Linked DNA regions of Mus musculus: region 2 is linked to region 1. Evidence: chromatin loops called from intact Hi-C (ENCODE). Cell type or tissue: gastrocnemius. All regions are shown on one strand. Region 1 has its middle 6.1 kb from the start of Fam240a. Region 2 has its middle 2.8 kb from the start of Gm26409.

Region 1 (2,500 bases):
CTCATCTTCCTTCTTGCACTGTGTATCAGTGTGTGCATGTGTGGTGTATTTGTGTGTATTGTGTCTGTATATGTGTGTGTGGTGTGTACAGGTATGTATGTGTGTCTCTGTATGTATTGTGTCTGTCTGTGTGTGTGTGGTGTATACAGGTATGTGTGTGGTGTCTGTGTATGTATGTATGTGTGTGTGGTATCTGTGTGTTTGTGTATGTCTATGTATGTGTGTGATGTGTGTGTGCCTGTGTCTGTGTGTATGCTATGTGTGATATCTGTGCATATATGTGTGGGTGTGTGTCTGTCTGTGTGTGTGTCTGTGTCTATGTATGTGGGTGTGTGTGGTGTGTGTGTGTGGTGTTCTTGTGTGTGTATATAAGTGTATGCTGTGTGTATATGTGTGTGCTGTGTGTGGTGTCTGTGTGTATATGTTTGGTGTAAGTATGTGTCTGTGTCTACGTATGGTGTGTCTGTGTGGTGTGTGTGTGCATGTATGTGTGGTATGTGTGTGTATATGTATGGTGTCTGTGTGTGTGTATATGTGTGGTGTGTGTCTGTGTGTGTGTATATGTGTGGTGTGTGTCTGTGTGTAAGTGTGTGGTGTGTTTTTGTCTGTGTCTATGTGTGGTGTGTCTGTGTGTGTGGTGTGTGTCTGTGTGTGTGTGGTGTGTGTGTCTGTGTATATGTGATGCATCCATACTTACAAAGGCCAGAAAGTGTAGAGTCCAACTTGTTGGTTTGGAGCAGGTTCCCTCCCTGTACCAGGAGCTCATGTTTTGACTACGCTGTCAGTCAGCAAGCTCCAGTTTCCGTTACAGTGCATGGAATCACACTGGTCTTTATATATCAGTGTTGGAAGTGGAAATCCAATTCTCATACTTGAGCAACAAGATGTCTGCACCATCTTTTCATCCCTCGGATTTTTCTTTATAGTCGTGGCTTGTACTGAGTAGACAGGTTCCTGTCTCTGACAAAAACGGAGGACAGAAACCCCACTCTTCTCCAAAGAAGCATGCTGATAAAAAGTGGACACAAACCATGAACTGCCGTGTGACAGTCTGAACTGCACATAGCCGGATGAGGCTTTCGGGTAAAGACTAGAATTGCAAGATTACTAACACTGTTAAACTCTTTGTTTTCTGCAGTCCTTGGTTTAGACTCAAGACTCTGAAACCTAGAAACTGAGCTCAAGGCTTCCGAGGCTTTGACATCGAAACACCTGATCTCCAGTAGGGGGCGCTGCAGCCTAGCAGGGCGGAGCTGACTCTTCTGGCCAGTTTTTTCTCCTGATGGTCCCAGTAAAACTCATGTCAGGCTCAGATTTTAGACTAAGGGACTGGAAAGGGGGAATTCTGAGAATTAGAGCTAAAGAATTAGAGGGGTTAAAGAGTGAAGCCCAGGAAAATATATTTGAACAAATAAAAGCTAAACTCTCCCAAGTTGGACAAACAAAAACAAAACAAAAACCCTCCATAAATCCTCAATCTTTAGCTTCAAGAAATTGAATCCAAAGGAACCCATATCCAGACCCGGTGCTCAGCGTGGAAAAGGCCAGAGTGCTGAAAGCAGCTGACTCTTCAGTACACATGGACAAACCCTGGCAGAGCTGGGCAAGAAAACAGACACACCTGGGTGTGATAATGACTTTTCTCCTCTCTGGATAAAAAAGAAACCCGTAGCGAGCGTCCAGAGGAAATCATGGATATAAAAAAATGTGAGTGTCACCTGGCTAGATCGAAGCTTTTCAAGTATATATAGATTAAACCACTCAAATGTTTCCTGGAGGGGCCAGGAATTGTAGCCTAGTGGGTGGGATGCCTGCCTAGCGTTCTGGGACCTCTAGGCTCAATTCTCAGCAAGGAATAAGGCTGGGTACCTTGGTCCATGCTGTAATTCCAGCACTCAGGAGATCAGAAGTTCAAGGCCATCTTCAACTACATAACAAGCTCAGAGCTAGCCTAAGCTACAAGACACTTTGCCTTTAACAGAGGGGGTAGTGGCAGGGGGGCAGGTGGCTCTTTCAAGCCTAAAGAGCTGAGTGCAGGGGTTCCACGTGGTGGGAGAACAGAACTGACTTCCGGAAGTTGTTACAATGTACACTATGACATGACCGTCTTCCCCAGTAAATTAATTAATTAAACGTAATTTATAAATTCCCAGAACTAGTCAATGAATTTAGCAAGGATGTAGGGCATATAAATGATTCCAAACCAACCCATGCTAACAATGAACAATCTGAAACTAAAGTTCAAATCTCAATAGCATTAGCAATATATCCCCCCTCCCCGCATAAAACACTGAGATATCCAATAGAACACATGTATGTTTGCTAAAGGCTGATGAGTGGGATACTAGAAACCTTCTTCAGAATGAGAGCTATACAAGGTTTGTGACTCAATATAGTAAATATGTCAGTCTTCCCAAACAAATGTATACACGTACTATGACGTCAAATAAAGATCCAGGGTAGATTTTAAAAACAGATAGAGATGAGCTGATACTGAATT
Region 2 (2,500 bases), 150 kb after region 1:
CTGGAGTCCCCATTTCCTTCATGGCAAACTTCCGAATTTCTTCGAGTGCCGGAGTAGCATGCTTCCGGAAGCCCACTCCATGGATGCGCTTGTGAATGTTGATGGTGTATTCTCGGGTCACTGCCTCGTTGATGGCAGAACGGCACTTCTTCTCGCCACCCTTCTCTTTGGGAGCCAATCTGCGGGGCCCACGTTGGAAAGGAAGGACGCGAGGGATTGTCCTGACGTGGCTGTGAAACCACAACCAGCACACCGCTGGGCATCGTAACCATTTAGTAGCACCAACTGGGAAACTGAGGTCTGGGTTTCGCTACGGTGGGGATTATCATTTATCGTCTCCAAGCCTCCTGCTGAACTGTGAGGCTCCTTATGAGCTACACAGAGGTAGGGTAAGGAGGTTCCTTTAAGAGCTGACTAGGTCTTCACTCTCCAGAATGGATTCACTGAAGCCAGGCACCATGGGATGCATCTGTAACACTAGCACTTGTGAGTCTGAGGGTGAAAATTTTGGAGTTTGAGGCCAGCCCGGGCTACACAGCAAGTTCAAGGCTGTCCTAGGCTTAAAAAAAAAAAAAAGTTATTCTGCCATTAGTGGATTTGTGAGCTAATGAATTATCTTAAGAGTGTGTGTACACCTTAAGAAGCACTTGAGCTAGGTCACCTGCATACTCTGCATTAATTTTTTTCAAGCATGTCCCCACACCATTTCATTTCCATTTTTTTTTTTTTTTTTGTTACGCTCTTCGTCTCAAATCTGACTCCGATAAGCCACATAAAACGTATTGCCCTCAACTTCTTGCCAACTACACTTCCTTTGCAACGAGTAATAAACTCACTCAACAGACACACACTCGGGGCATTCCACCGGGGTGATTATGTTGTCCCAAGAGCCTAGGAACAGGAAAAGCAGAGGTGGAGAAAATAAATCCACATTTATGGTAGAAGGCAGACAGTGGAATCAACCTGCCACCTGGTGGCTGACTGGTCTCTCAGAGAACTGTTCTCAGAGGAATGGACATATTACCCACTTGGCATTGGACGCTCCTGACTTCCTGCCTTGGTCTTGGGGAGTCCGAGTTGGTAAGCTTCTACACAGCCTCTGTAATGCAGCCATTATGGGCCTCTCTGCTCACAAGTCCATCAGGCAGACGCTGGGCGGCTGGGGAATGAGGCTGACTGGTAGCTGTGAGTGACATTTTGTACTGAGTGTTGAGACCACCTCTGTAGGAGACGTTCTTTGCCTGCATAAGTGAACATTCACAGGGAGACAATAGTCTTCTCTTCCCGCTCCTTGAGGTCCAGCCCCCTGCTGTCATGAAACCCTGCTGCTAAGGTCGAAGTCTGACGTTACTGGAAAGCCCTGAGCTTGATGCACAATGGCAAACTCCCCTGTGTCACTGGGGTTTCCTCCTCGCTACCTGAGGAACATCTCAGCCTGAGATTCCTGGAGCGCCTCCCTGTGTTAATGAGGCATCTCAATACCTTATGATCTTTGACCACCCTGGTTATTCTCACCCGCTTCCCCCAAACTACATAACCTTTAGTTCATCCTGAATAAAGTATATACAAGCCCTCGCCGGATGGAGGTGTGTATACAAGCTAAGATTGTCTCAGAGAACTATTTCATTGAGGATCATTGGAGAAGGCCTTCACCTAAGAGAACCGTGACACTAAGATCCTAGGAGAAGTAGCCCCCTCTACCCCACTCCCAGCTGGACTGGATTCCTACAGACCTCCACCTGTTCCCAACTCTGCTGCATCCTTCCAGCCTGATGGGCAGCCATGTCTAGACACTCTGAGAGGGAAGAAGCAGAGGATGTTGAACCACACCCTGCCCCCTTCATTGTTATTCATTTTCAGATCCTGATCCCTGATCATCCAGAAAAAAACGAGTCTCTGGGGATTTAAGTTTCCCGCCAGCTCTTGATGTAGATAGATCAAGCTGCAGTGAAATCCACTCACCCGGCTTCTGCCCCAGGACAAGCTGGCTTTCATCGCTGTCCCACAGAGTCACCCTGAGTGGAATTAGCTGTGGCAGTAGAGCTGGTTACTTCCATTGTATGGAGCAGACTCATCAGTTAAGCCATATCAAGTGTTTTCTTCCTTAGCCAACTGGCCCAGGGGGATTTGGAGATAGATAGGACAAAATACAGTGTAAACATGTATAAAATTCACAGAGTAGATTTTAAATAATTTTTAATGTCACATGTTGAAATCTAATCTTAATGTGATGGTGTAGGAAATTGGAACCTTTGGAGGCAATCATGGTGCCTTGGAAATGGTATTAGCACCCTTACAAAAGCTGGAGAGCTGCTGTGTGCCTTTCATCATACAAGGCCCCAGCCAGGAAAAAACTGTCTATGAACTAAGAAGAGGACCCTCATCACAGAGACATTCTGCTGGGACTTTGGTCTTGGACTTTAATCTTCAGAACTGTGAGAAATAAGCTTATGTTTCCCACAGGCCACTGAATTTATGGGGCTTTGTTGTAGAAGACCAG

What was found. Hi-C counts contacts between places; a loop is a spot of excess contacts. Peaks named below come from ENCODE experiments on the same cell type or tissue, not always from the same donor. Only the 100,000 strongest peaks of a DNase experiment are listed, where the experiment ranks them.
Region 2: it touches region 1 in a loop (7-fold over the local background); 18 of 42 quality-filtered maps call a loop at or near these places.

The regions. Positions count from the first base shown.
Region 1 is chr9:110,921,730-110,924,229 of GRCm38, forward strand. No RefSeq gene overlaps it. Among named protein-coding and RNA genes, the nearest start is that of Fam240a, 6.1 kb to the left of the region's middle. In gastrocnemius, a CTCF peak has its summit at 1,231 (motif pointing right); a DNase peak (open chromatin) is centred at 1,233; H3K27ac peaks cover 362 bases.
Region 2 is chr9:111,071,377-111,073,876 of GRCm38, forward strand. It overlaps the pseudogene Rp31-ps19. Among named protein-coding and RNA genes, the nearest start is that of Gm26409, 2.8 kb to the right of the region's middle. In gastrocnemius, a CTCF peak has its summit at 971 (motif pointing left); a DNase peak (open chromatin) is centred at 982; H3K4me3 peaks cover 217 bases.